Linked DNA regions of Homo sapiens: region 2 is linked to region 1. Evidence: chromatin contacts called from ENCODE Hi-C or POLR2A ChIA-PET data. All regions are on one chromosome and are shown on one strand. The core of a region is the stretch at or near the end of the contact, and the rest is flanking DNA. Distances in the headings are between cores, read along the strand shown.

Region 1 (7,175 bases), core at 2,208-4,707:
AGATGGAACAGAGGTGTGGCAGAAACCAGGAGAAGAGATGAAAGGGCTTTCCTCTGGGACTGTGACAAGAGACTTTCCTCAAAATGATGACCTCTACTCTAGAGTTTGAGAAGGTCTTAGGCAGGCAGGAAGGGTAGGAAAGCTTCTCCAGGCAGAGGGAAGAGTAGGGGCAAAGCCACACTGAGGTGGAAGAATCTGACGTCTCTGAGAGCTTAAGTGAGCTGGCCACACTGAGGCCTTGTGTGAGTTGGGAGGCCTTTGAGAAGGAGCAAAGGAAAAAGTCACTTGAGATGAGCTGGAGAGGTCCGTGGAAGAATCTGGTCACAAGGGGCCTTGTAACTCCTTAGAAAGCCCTGTGGGATTATGGAAAATTGTGTCAGACTTGGGGTTGGGGTAGGTGTCTAGATTAGAGGAACTGAAAGGGGTCATTTTTAGGATTTGGGTTTTGATCCAAAGAGCAATGAAAGCCACTGAAGCGCGCTATGATTAGATTTGCGCTTTGAAGACATTATTCTTTTTGCAGGATGAAGAATGGCTGGGTCACAATGGATGCAAAAAGACCTGTTAGGAATCTACCATAGGGTCCTGACAGAAGAGAAAGGTAGCCCAGCATAGGTGACTGAGTGGAAGTAGACAGAAGGGGAAGCATTTAAGGAGAGACATTGGATATTGATATTGAAGGGGAGGGAGGTGTCAAGATGGTTCATACAACATAGCCCAGACTTCTTCTTGATCTTCTGCCCATGGACAAACACAACTTGCCATCATCTGTCTTCAAATGGCATCCAGAACTTGGAGGTATGGACCAGGTGTGGCTTCTGTGGACATTTTATCCCCGGCATCTATAGCCTCTGATTTTTAAGCAAATGTCAGACAACCAATGTGACAGACGATTGGATCTTGGCCTTTTTATTCTTCTCTCCCCTGAACTCCTGTCACCTGCTCTGTGGCAGATATCGTAAATTAACTCATTCGGTTTCCATTGCAACATTCTCCTACTAACTCTGTGGTTCATAGAGGCCAGAGAGCCAAAAGCAACATTTCCCAGAACCTTTTGCAGGTCACCCATGTGACCAAGGTGCCTCCAGGCAAACACACCTTCTCCAGTCTTACAGGCAGAAGTGCACAATGTATGGCAACTGCTAAGTACAGGGAGATCAGATGTTCTGGCAAATGAGGTTACCAAGCTTCCTGTTCTTCCAAGACTGTGGGTGGTAGAGTTTCTGGTGTCCAGTCTATTGTCATATAGCTTTTTTTCCTGGCAGCTTTGTTCCTATTTGTAGCATCCAAACCCAATTCTCTAACCCTCCTGGAAATTATATGAGTTACCTAAGACTTTCTGCCTAAAGTATCTGAAGTGAATTCTGTTGCCTGCAAATAACAACCTGTGATATGCTCATCAGTGAACTTCATTTATTATTATATATTTTATTTGTTGTTCTACAGGTAGTGACACCTTTTTTCTGAACATAGCGTCTGCTCCTTAAAGACAAAAAAGTGGTCACGTACCCTCTATCATGTTAGCCACAGTGCAGAGAACATAGTAGGTGCAATGTGGATGACTGCCATTTTTGCCTGCTTGACATCCAATCATCATTCTCCCAAAAGTACCAGATACACAGACTGTCCTCGAATTTTCCTCTGGGAAGCTACGTCTTCTTCAGTCTGTTTATTTGCTTTGGTGTTATGGACTTCTAGAGCCAAGGATGGGCATGAGACTCAAGCCTGGCCAATCACAGAGCATTGCATCCCACTGATTACCATAATTAATGTAAAGATGGGAACATGACCCAATCAGAGCCAATGTTTTAGGATCTAAGGATTTTTGACTGGACTGTTGAGAGAGAGAGAGGGAGGGAGGGAGGGAGGGAGGGAGAGAGAGAGAGAGAGATGCACATCTATCTCATCTGTCTACTCTCTTTCTGTTAGGACCACTGATACAAAGGAAGAGGTGAGCCAGTTATGTTGGAGGCTCCATGTGGAATGGAAAATGAAGTCAACCCAAAGGCAAGCAAAGCCAAGAAATTGGGTTGTTGACACTGTTTGAGATTTGCATAGACCAGCCTTGCCTGAAAACACCCCTACTCCTGGGCTGTTCAGTCAGGAAAACCATTAAAGTTCTTAAAAATTTTTTTGTTTTGTTTTAGCCAGTGAAGTTGGGTTTTTGTCACTTGCAACTGAGTCCTGACTAATACAGAGGTTGTCCAGAAATATCTCCTGATTGGGTCATCAGAAAAAGGGCAAGAGTTGAAGGTCTTAATTCCCTATTTTCTCCCTTCCTTTCCTTTCCTTTCCCTTCCCGTCCCTTCCCTTCCCTTCCCTTCCCTTCCCTTCCCTTCCCTTCCCTTCCCTTCCATTCCCTTCCCTTCCCCTTCTTCCTTCTTCCTTCTTCTTCCTTCTCCTTCTCCTTCTTCTCCTTCTTCTCCTTCTCCTCCTTCTCCTTCTTCTCCTTCTTCTCCTTCTTCTTCTTCTTCTTCTTCTTTTTCTTCCTCTTCTTCTCTTTTTTTTTTTTGATAGAATCTTGTTCTGTCACCCAGGTTGGAGTGCAGTGGCACAATCTGGGCTCACTGCAACCTCCACCTCCCAAGTTCAAGCGATTCTCTTGCCTCAACCTCCTGAGTAGCTGGGATTACAGGCACCCACCACCATGCCTGGCTAATTTTTTTTTTTTTTTTTGGTATTTTTAGTAGAGATGGGGTTTTACCACGTTGACCAGGCTGGTCTCGAACTCCTGACCTCAAGTGATCCACCTGCCTCAGCCTCCCAAAGGGCTGAGATTACAGGCGTGAGCCACCGTGCCTGGCCTTAATTCCCTATTTTCTTTTTACACTTTCTCTCACCTCCACTCCAGCCTTTCACCAAGTGATCGAGACATGTCCAGACATTTAATGATTTGATGCAACAAACAATTCAAATACAGCTGAGATGTTTGCCTCCATGAGAGTCAAAAACAAACAAACAAAGAAAATCAAGATGTACCCTGATCAATTACTCTGTTAAACAAATTGGCAGCTGCTTCTGGAAGGGAAGAGACTCCCAGTGAGGGCCAGGCAATGAAAGGATGTGGCTCTGAGCTCTGTCCAGCCATAGATGCTATTTGCCACTGTACAGCATGGTGGTTAAGAACCCTAGCACATATGGAATTAGGGTTGTATGGATCTGAATATTACTCCACACTTGTTAGATGTGCGATCTTGGCCAAAATGCTTAACTTCTATAAATCAGCCTCAGACTGGCTTATAATGAGGAGACGTTTATTGGCTTACACACTTAGAAAGTCCAGGGAGGTGTCTAGCTTCAGGTTGGGCTGGATCCAGTTACTCAAAGGATCTAAGTCAGGAATCTGCAGTGCTTCCTCTCAGGCTCTCTTTCCTTCTGAGCTGGCTTCATTCTTAAGCAGCTGGGTTCATTCCGGTGGGAGTCAAATGGCCTGGAAGAGCGCCAGGCTTACACATTCTCCCAGCCTTGCTCTCCCAGCAGAGAGAGCACGCCTCTCTATGGCTCTGGTGAAAATCTCTATGGCTCTGGAGAGGCAGAGCTCTCATCCGGTCACCTGGGGTCCCCTGCACATCCCTGGAGTGAGAAAGTGAGGTCAGATCACTGAGACGGGGAAGGGAATGTTTCTCAAAGGAAGAGCAGGGGGCTGTTCCCAGAAGAGGGAACCGACACTAGCTGGGTAAAAACAACAGATGCCACTCCTCACTCTCAGACTGTGTTCTCCTGGGAGAAACTGGAAATGTAATCGTTCCCACTTCATAAGGTTTTGGTAAAATTAAATGAGTTAATGTTTGTGTCGCAGATGCTGTTGGTCCCAACTCAGATCCGCACAACCCTGACCATTTCCACGCATGACCATTTCCATGAATTTCCCAGATTCCATCAGCAGCAGCACCCCGTTGCCCGAGGACTTACTCTGGCTGCTAGACCCCACTTTGCCTGTGCTGGCCACAGGTGGGATGTGCCCGGGAGTGACCAACACCTAGGAGTAGCCTTCCACTGAGGAGCTGGAAGATCAGCAAATACCCCAGCCCCTCACACTTCCAGGAGGGTCAGTCTAGACTGTGCATTCCACACTGCCTCCCAGAGGGTCCCAAGCAGAACTAAACTCTTCTTACCCAGAGTTGCACTCCTTACAGCCTCCTCCACTTCTTTCTCTCATTTCTCCTACTTCCTTACCTGTGTTTCCTAGGGTTACCTCCCAAATAAACAACTTGCACTCCAATCCTTTTCTCAAGGAAGCCCAAAGCAAAAGAGATTGTTATGTGCTGTATATCATGCCTGGCACGTTAGAAGCATTCACTAAGTTATTTGTTATTATTACTGCTGTAGCTGTTTTGAGGTTCATTTCTTCTTCAGTTTCTTTTCTTGATTTTTTTTTTTTTTTTGAGACAGTGTCTCACTCTGTCTCTCAGGCTGGAGTGCAGTGGCATCTCAGCTCACTGCAACCTCCACCTTCTGGATCTAAGCGATCCTCCCTCCTTAGCCTCCCAGGTAGCTGGGATTGCAAGTGTGCACCACCATGGCTAATTTTTGTATTTTTAGTAGAGACAGGGTTTTACCACGTTGGTCAGGCTGGTCTCAAACTCCTGACCTCAAGTGGTCCGCCTGCCTCGGCCTCCCAAAGTGCTGGGATTACAGGCGTGAGCCACTGCGCCCGGCCCTGCCTCAGTTTCTTTTTGCATTAACTGTTGCACCCTCCTCCCTGGCCTTGGCATCACGTGTTTTCCACAAAAGGTAACTTCCTCTTCTGTTATACATTCCTTTTGCCCTCCTGACATTTCCGTGTCTCACAATTTCTTAATTTTAATCTTTCCCCAGGGTAATTATGATTTCGATGAGATGTAAACTTTTAAACAGTTTCAAAGTAATAGTGGCAACCCCAAATCCTAATAGACCAAACACTTGTTGAGACTGTAAACTTCTTGAAGGCAGGAATGATATTGGTTTTCACTTTGCCTCAAGTTAACACGTGTTTGCATTCAGAATGCTTTTTTAAATAAGACAAATTAACAGACTTAATAAAGGAAAGAGATGGAATGAAATCGACTTCCTCTGTACATTACATCTGCTTCCCATCTGCAGTTTTAGCCAAAATGATCATTTTTTATTCACATCTACAAGAATTTGGCCTCTTGCATCTGCAGAGCTGAGCAGTCATTCACTAAATGACACCCTAGTGGTACGAGAGTGTTAATGCACCTCATTTATAAACAAGGAAAACACCCCACATCATCTGGACTATTAACTAATTTCCAATACAATATTAATACAAAACTTATTTCTTGGGCGGAAAGTATTTATGAATAAAGATGGATTTGTCACTAATAGGATGATATCAGTTCAACAAATTCCATATTTTCAAAGTGACAAATTGTGACTTGGCAATATGATAGGGGAATACATGCAGAAGAAAGTTTGGTTTGTCTTGAGAGAAACAACCACAGCGGATCTGGAAATCAAAAGCTTTCTGTTTTGGGTTTCCATCTTCAGACTTCTGAATACTGCACAGCAAGGAGTTGGCAAGGTGGCTGGAGTGATCTTTTCTCAATGAGCTTATGGCTCCCTCTGCTTCCCAAGGGGCTGTCTCCATCTGTTCTGGGCCCCGGTGAGGGTAGGGGGTGGGGTGGCAGCTTGTTTTATGTTGCTGAGAACTAGCAAACAAACCTCCAGGTTACTGTGGTGATGCCAGGTGAGCAAATCTATCAAGGAAGGCAGAATTCTTTTGGGGTGACAGAGCTGCCAGGGAGAGGGGTAAGCAGGGAAGGAGGCATTTTATCAGAAAACTATTCAGGTGGCCGTCTTTGGGGGCTTTCCTGTTGAAAAAAGAAAGAGCTGGAGACTTGAGGGGAAACAAACGTTTGAGGCTGGAGGTGAGACTTTTATACAGTGTTCCCCTGTTTGTGCCCAGAGGAGGTTCTTTTAAACCTGTTCCTGCCTCTTTATCCCTGGATGCCTCTGCAGGCCCTGGGCCTGCTAGGTGGATCCATGTATCTGTTTTCCTGTGTGTTTGTTCAGGGAAAGAGAGGCATGAGCCAGAAGTCTTTGGTTCAAGACCCAGCTCTTCCACTTACTAGCTGTAGGAAGGAGGGGGAGTTGGGGAGGGGGGTCTTTCCTTAAGCCTCAGTTTCCTGGTCTATTAAAAAAAAAACTAATAATTGCTGCCTAACAGGGCTCTTGTGGACAGTGATGAGCACATGCAATCAATTTTTAAATTAAGACATTTCACAAATGTACACTTGACATCAACTGGGGGGAAAGGGTTGGAATCACTTACTCCATCTGGTATGCAGGGGGGAAATGTTCATAGAAGAGCAGGCCTGTGATGGGCTCAGTTAGATCTGGAAGAAAGAGGTAGGTGGGGTCACAAAGTTTAGGTTCAATTTCTATCACTTTGTAGCTGCAGGACCTGGGTTAGGTTATTTAGCATCTCTGAGCCTCTTTCCACATCTGTAAAATGGAGATAAAGAGTCCTGATTCTCCCAAAATTGTTGTGAGAAATGAATCCATTTATCCAACAAATAGATGATGGGATAACACAGACAGAATGAACTTCCATTGGTGTGAATGTGGGACCTGAGCTAAAATCAGGGAATCAGTGAGTGGCTGCAGGAACAGAATGTTAACTTGGGCTAACGTATGTATGAAAAGCAGTTTACAAAGTGGACATTTCTATAATGCTCTGTATAAATGTTATTTAGATAGGAAGCCTAAGAAAACACAGGCATTGGGCCTAATTTAATATTTTCTGGTCTCTTTACATTTAATGTTTATAGGGGTGGGACTGCAAGGGGATTGAATTAGGGGCAGTATGAAGAATTCCTCCCTTCTTTTTCTCAGCCAGGAGACACAGGAAACAATAGAGGGAACAATGGAGAAGCCCCTTTATTCAATATTGGTGAGATCAGCACCAATTTCGATAACTGAATAGAACTTCTGTGTGCCTAATACTTTAAAAAAACTATTGTAAGTTTGAAGCCAGGTCAGTCAGCATTATTTGGGCCTGAAGTTAGTACGTAAAATTTCATCTTTCAATGTTCTCTCCAACATCAATTTTTAGAAAAAATATATCCCCCCCTTATAAAAATCTACAGTGGCCAGTGTGGTTAGGCACCACTGATTTGAAACAGCATTCTTCACCAATCCAGAAAAGAGGATGGTGACCTATTTTTTTTTTA
Region 2 (7,175 bases), core at 2,594-5,093, 370 kb after region 1:
AGGGATCAATAATTGAACAGTGAGTTTTAAATATGAAGTGCCATATAAATGCTAAATAGACTTGTAATTGATGGAGACTCTAACATTTCAGATGCCGTAAGTTGGGATGGGAATGAATAGATATGAAAGCTTATTCCATAAATACCATGATGAAGTAACACATTCATTTGTTCAACAAATATTTATCCAGTGCCTCCTAGGAGCCAGATATTATGGTAGATGCTAGAGATACCAAGTGAATAACCACAAAAATAATGCTAAGCCTCCTTCCCACCCACAACCCCCAATCCACAGAAGTTGCATTCTTATGGAGAGAGGTGATAAGCAAACGAATAAAAGTGTGTGTGTGTGTGTGTGTGTGTGTGTGTGTGTGTGTGTGTATAATGAAATGGTGTTAAGTGCTATGGAGAGAAATAAAGTAGAGGGGGTATAAGGAGTTGGGGAAATGTGAAATTTTAAATAAAGCAGACTAGACAAGGCCTGCTGGGGGCCATATTTTAATAATTAATTATTACCAATAAGTTTCAATTTTCCAAATGAAAATCAATTTCAGCCTAGGGTAAAAAAATGCCTTTTCTGTTACCTACATATCCTTTCTAGCAATGGCATTTATGGTCTCAGGTGTGTGTGTGTGTGTGTGTGGTGTGTGTGTGTGTGTGGTGTGTGTGTGTGTGTGTGTGTGATTTTTATAGCTCCCACATTAGGATTTGTTTTTACCAATATTTCCAAGGTCCAAAAGTTCACTAGTACTTTTTTCTAATTCTTTCCAGTATTTTAAATCTTCCTCTTCCCATCTTTTTCTCTCAACACATCCTTTTTTTTCCCCTAAGTTTAGCAGCATCTTCTGGCCAAAGTTACTGCTGTATGTGCTCCCAGAAATTCAAATTCAGTGAACCTTGGGAACTCATGGATGAACCCCAGGCTCCACTGGGTGTTCATGAAAATGTGCACAGCTGTGACTTACTGGTCAAGAGTCCAGGCTCTGGATTCAGCGCTGAGATCTTGTACAAGTTATTTGATCTTTCTGGGCCTCAATTTCCTCATCTGCAGAATGAGGATAATGATTCCTCCTGCAGAGAGCTGTGTTGTGAATTCAATGCGTGGTCCATGGATGGACAGGATACAGCACATTGGCTAACCTATATATAATAGGCTCAAGAGATGTTAGGTGCCCACCTCCTGATTTTCTTCTCATTCTAAGTATTGAAAGATAATTAGTATAGTATAATAATACTTATTATTAGAACTTAATCTTAGAACTAGAGTGGATTGTGGAAATTATTTGGCCTAATGGTTTTAAAATTAATAAAATTATTTTTTAATCAATAGAAGAAACCCTAGTTTTTCCCAGTGAAATTCAGCTAGGAACACTTGTACATAAGGAAGATAATTGGGATTAAGCTTGTTGAAATGGGAGGAAGATGTCTGGATACTCTCAGCATATGTCCCTTGAGACCTCAACCCTCTCTTCTCTCACAGGAGCACCCTCTAAGGCACTTGGAGAAATACTAGAACTTCTTAGCTTTTTTAAGCTAACCAAGGCAATTTAGGCATATGGGAAAGAGACTGACTCTAATCTTCCATCAGAGGCTGTGCATCCTCAAATTCTCCTTGTAAACAGTCAATCACAACTGCCTTCTCCATAGAAAAATTTGAAGTAGAGGACAGTCTTATCCCACCTGCTCTATTTCCTTCCCTTTTTGTCTTCTATTGAATTTTTTCCTTCCAGTGTCACCAGTGGCTATCTACTTGGCAAACCTAATAAATTTTTCATCCTCTTTAATCTCTATGCAGCATCTACAATTGACAGTCTCATCCATTCTGAAACTCTATCACCCTGGGTTTCCATGATCCTATAGCAAAGGCTTGAAGCCAATCATCCTTCTAAATGATAGCTTTGATTACTTCACTCCCTCTCTCAGAAGTCCTCCATGGCTCCCTATTGCCTGCAGAACCAACTGTACACACTACAACTGATATTCAAGGCCCTTCATAATCTATCCAGTATTAAGCTTTCCTTCTAACCTTAAATTTTGTGACTGACCTAGATTATTGTCTGAACATGCTCTACACTTCCAAATTGTGTTTTTGAAGCTGAGAAGGTCTACTTATAGCTGGGGAAAAAATAAGGCTGGTAGTAAAGAAGATGTGAAAGAGAAAAGACTATTTCATCTGGACCTGGTAAGGTGAGTCAGATCGAAAATAATAGGGATGACAGAAAGAAACTGACATACCCACTGCCATTCATTAAGAGTCTTGGAGTATGTGTCTTTGTCAACCCTACTAGACGGAAGTCATTTGAGATCAGGGATCAATGTGTTATTCATCTTCAGAGCTACTATTGTACCCAACTCACAACTCGGTTCATTATAATCTTCAACAAATGAATGCACAAAAGAAGAAATGATTGACTCAATTTGAAGTCTAGAAAACTTTAAAAAGTTACACAAGTGAATACAGTATATTAATTAACAGATTCAACCATTTGCAAAATGAAAAGTAATATAGCAATGTGCTTTTATTATCCAATTTCCTAATGTGTTTTTGTGTTTATAAATGATGCAATTATGCTATTACAATGTATTTGTGTTCATTAATAATTTTGAACAGAGGAAAACCAATGCCCTGTTGGAAGTATTTGTATACCTGGCCTTTTTATCATGGCTTTTCCAGAGGAAGCTATATCAGTTATTTTTTGCCAAATAATGCTATATCACAAAGCACTCTAAAACTTAATGGCTTGAAGCAACCACCATTTATTATTGCTCATGATCTAAGGGTTTTCTGTGCAGTTCTGCTGCTAGGCCAGGCTCTGCTGATCTCAGCTGGGCTCACTCTTGCATCTGAGCCAGCTGGTGGGTCAGCTGGGGGCTGGCAGGTCATGTGAGCAAGGATGCCCTTGGCTTTGCTTTAAGACTATTGACCGAAGCAAGGGACAAGGCACTTTTGCCACAGTCTATTGGCTAAAGCAAGGGACAAGGCAGCTGAGATTCAAAGGGTGGGGAAACCAACTAAACTACCTCATATGGTGGGAGTCATTGCAGAGTCACATGGCAAAGGAAATAGATACAGGGAGGGACAGAGAATCGGGGACTTCTTTGTAATCAGTCTGCCATAGAAGATCTACATGCCTCTTTAGTTTCTCTTGAGATTAAGAAGGAAACTAGGGACGATTCTTGAAAGACCCTGGGCTTCCTTTTTCTGTTGAGGCTCAAGTTGCTACTTGAAGGTGCTCAAAGTGTTGCCATTCGACCTGCCCCTGAATCAGGTTCAATTCTTTAAAACCTAATTTCATATTCTGTCCTTTTCATGCCCTCTTCATTTCTTATCTTCTAGCCCAGGAAATGATAGATCAGTTGATTGTTGCCTTTGTGTCTATAATGAGTATAGAAGAAAAAAAGACTGGGAAATTCATAAGAAACAGATACATGGAGAAACTTAAAGGAGGCATCTTTCGGTTTGCCTCTTTCTGGGCTTGCTTTATTAAAGGCAAAATCTGGAAGAAAATAAAGTCTGCGGGCATCTTTTTTTGGCTTGGGCAGGATCTAACTAGGTGTGTGAGGGCATCCGGGGGCGGGGAAACGAATGGAAGTGCTGATCTGGGATATTGGAAGGCACCAGAAAGAAGGGACTGATCAATAGCTATTTTTCAACTGCGTAGCATAATTTGTGTCAGGCTGCTGAAATGAGTTAGTGCTTCATAGTTAATGGCTGTGAGCACATTCCTTTATTGCAGCACTCTCCAAAATGTTTGCCGTCAACAATTCTAAAAGGCTGTGAGTGACTCACAGCCAAAGTGAGTAATGCACTGGAACTTCGTGAGCTGGGGCCTCTTCTCCGAAAACCTTCCCCTTGGACACCATGTCTCTGTATTTACATCTCCGGCTTGGCTGCTCCTCAAATCATCTAGTCTTCTTGCCATCTTGTTTGGATATCACTCTTCTTTCAAGCCTCTCTTCCTTTATTTGGGGATTTCCTGGTTCCACCACTCAACCCTTTCTTAGGCTCTACACAAACACCATTCGCTTATTATATAAGGGTGGTCCATGGACGAGTAACATAGGCATCATGGAGGAGCTTATGAGAATGCAGAGTTCTGGGCACGACTCCAGACATACTGAATCAGAGTCTGCATTGAAACAAGATACCCAGAAGATCTGTGTGAACAGGAAGATTTGAGAAACACTGGACTATTTCATAAACATTGATTTTCGCCCCTGCTATTTCCATTCCCTCACTTTTAACGTCCTCAGGCCCTTTTATCTCTTACCTTAGGTTGGAAAATACCTCCCCCTAGCTTTTCACCAGTGATCCTAAAGTGTGATGAGCTGCCAAGTCAAGGATTGAAATAAAGTCCCATTAGAAGGTTTGCTTTTTCAAGGTTGTGTATTTGCTTGGGTCATTGGAAACTGGTGGTGGCTGTTTTCTTCCTCTGTAACGTGGGATAAACCATGAAGAAGTCTGAAAATTACACAATTCTATAAGCAAAGTCCACACTATCTTACCTTCACTGTGCTCTAGTGTTAATCAAGCCTTTCTGCCAGAAGAATGGGTGTTGTGTGTGACTCGAGGCATATTAGAAACATGTTCCAATGTAAATAGCTCCCACATGAGTGAGTTACACCCATTCATTGAGTGCTCACCTTGAACCACGTGCCATACATGGGCGTTGCATGTTCACACTGTGATTTAATATGCACATCAGCCCAGTGAAGTATGATCCCCATTTTCCAGATGATGAAATTGAGGCTCAGGGAAGGGAAGTAAATTGCCCAAAGTTACACAGCTGGTGAACTGCAGTATTTGAAAGAGGCTACATTTTTAAGTACCGTGTGATTTCTCCATCTGCAGATTCCTTTCTTTAGCTGTAAAAGGCTTTTTCCTCAGGGTTTACTGGGCATATATTTTTGGGGAGAGGCGTTGCACCAAGCTAATTGTTGACCTTCTTCCACATCTCGTCACAGGTATACAAACAGCCCCATTCCTGCTTTTGTCTTTATTGTCTGATTCACATGCTTCCTCCAGTTTGATGTTCCTTCTGATTGCTTCCAATGAGATGTCAGCTCTCTCTCTGAATTGTGTTGCCCACAGTCCTCTGGAAGCTCTACTTCCTTGTGGAATTACCACTCTAACAAGGACGGTCCATCCTTTGCTTCCCTCTTCTCCCTTTGCTTTGCCTGGCACTGTGCCTGGCAGATCACAAATAACACGTATTTGTTCAGTGAATTGAATCTGAGCTGATTTCTCTCTGACAGGGACCTTGGGAGTGTCAGAGCCCAAGTGGGGGAAAGGTTGTTGACAGAGGAGAATTTTCCACACAGCCTATTTCACACTTTTTACCAAGGACCTGCACAGATCTCTCTTAAAATACAGTCCACAAAGCACTGAAGCTGCAAGAAGGATGAGTAGGAGATAAAGTATGTGATAAACCCCTATAGCCACCCGGGCCTGGCCTCCACGAAGAGGGCGCCCACTCTACTGTTAAGGAGCTTTTGCTGCTTAAACATCTCACTAGCGGAACTCAACTAGGAAGAAAGCAGAAAACATGTAAAACTTCCTCTTGGAAAGCTATTCTGTCTTTGATTTTTCAGAATGTCTTCAAGTGATTTGAGTCTATTTTTAATACCTGTGAGACATGATGTTGTGAGGAGAGCTAAATATAGGGGCCACATCCCCCTTTCTTTTATTCATCGGCCTTAATCTTCCTAGGAGGAAAAGAAAATGCACACGATGTTTCACCACGGAGTGGTGACGTTTGGCCTGACGGGCCCGGCTGAAAGGAAATTCATAAATACTGTGTTGGAAATAAAGATAATGAATGGATGCTTTTTGGAGAAAACGTTAAGTGGGAGTTTATTTATGTTAAACCTCCCCTGTCTGCTGAAGACTGCGAGATAGTTCCTCTTGTTTTCCTCGGGGTCCTTTGGGGACAGCAGTCAGCCTGTGTTACTAGAGTAGGCTTCAGCACCCTACCAACAGCCTCCAGAAGAGCAGGACACTCAGCCAAAAATAACACACAGCATCAAAGCGGCAGCTATAATTCCGGTTCATTTTATACTGACGAGGCTTTTTTTTTTTTTTTTGGAAGAAGGCATTAAGCGCATCTTAAAAGCAAAACAACTTTGTGAGTACTCATTGGACCAGAAGGAGAGACTAGTGCTTCTTGCAGCAGCTGTGAGCCCGAGGGCTCTGTGTTGGAGGGCTCTGCTCTCTGTCCTGGGTGCTCTTTCGTGCTTTTCTGTATCCTACACACCTTCAGGCTCCACATTTCCATTCGTTTTGGGTGGATCTCTATATTATCAGCATCTGGGATATGGGTTGCAGAAGTCCCTGAAGTGAGTCTTTAATCTGGTGCCAGGTGCGGATACCACCTTGAGTCTTTTGTTGAGGAGCTGATTGAGAAGGGAAGGCAGTTGAGAGTGTGGCTAATGGAGAGGGCTCTGGAACTACCCACTCGGCCAAGGCTTCCCCCTTTCAAAGCCATGAAAAGTTTTGGAACTTAATTCTACTTTTCCATGCTTCGGTGTCCTCATCTGCAAAATGGGAATGATGGTGATATCATGCAGAATTGTTTTAAACATTGAAGCGCATGGGGTGTTGCAGCTGGTCAACATTTTTGAGCCTCTGAGCTTATCATTGCAACAAACAGTGAGGCCAGGGCAATTTCTGGCAAGGTGGCATGATTTCAAGCCCCTGGTTTGATATGTTTACTATGGTTTAACAACCATCTCCAGGGCAGACTTGGCTTAATTTGGTTTCTAAATCTGTTCACACTCCTGATTCGCAGTGTTGTTTTCAGTGGGATGGCAGCCTCGGCTTTAGCTGGGAAGTTGTATCTACAAGTGTTGTATCTGTGCTCCATGTGGGCTGCCTTCTGGAGAAGAGGCCTCCCACTCTTTGCCTCCCTGCCGTTCCTCTATAAATAAAAGCAGCCCACAATCCCTGCCAGGAAGATGGAACCTCAACTGGAAGTATTTGAGGATGTCTTCCAATGAGGTGGAAATCAAAAGTTCCCGGATAGCACTCTTTCTGCCCAAGTCCAAGAAATACAATCCCCACCCACTCCGTAAGCCTTCTAAAAGAAGATGTAGTTTTGCATCTCTTTGCTGTTAAATGCAATTCGGAAAGACTTAACATGTCAGCTGCTCTGGGATTGTCCTACCTCCAAAGGGGAC

What was found. Hi-C counts contacts between places; a loop is a spot of excess contacts on that map. ChIA-PET counts read pairs that join two places held with the same protein, here RNA polymerase II (POLR2A).
Region 2: a map of dorsolateral prefrontal cortex shows a loop between it and region 1 (3-fold over the local background). The contact joins two enhancer-like sites. A Hi-C loop is called at or near these places in 1 of 168 maps with a recorded cell type or tissue (dorsolateral prefrontal cortex). POLR2A ChIA-PET finds 5 or more read pairs at or near these places in 2 of 52 experiments (AG04449 and WTC11).

What each region holds. Positions count from the first base shown.
Region 1 is chr4:24,474,398-24,481,572 of GRCh38, reverse strand. It overlaps LOC124900681 (a long non-coding RNA gene), which reads right to left. Exons shown (of 2, transcript XR_007058077.1): 1 at 6,275-7,175; 2 at 3,238-3,573. Among named protein-coding and RNA genes, the nearest start is that of MIR573, 42 kb to the left of the region's middle. Within about 2 kb of position 3,457, at least 2 of the 41 ENCODE cell types and tissues checked have a DNase peak (open chromatin) inside an H3K27ac peak, as active enhancers do.
Region 2 is chr4:24,102,504-24,109,678 of GRCh38, reverse strand. It overlaps a transcript of PPARGC1A not described here. Among named protein-coding and RNA genes, the nearest start is that of PPARGC1A, 220 kb to the right of the region's middle. Within about 2 kb of position 3,843, at least 3 of the 41 ENCODE cell types and tissues checked have a DNase peak (open chromatin) inside an H3K27ac peak, as active enhancers do.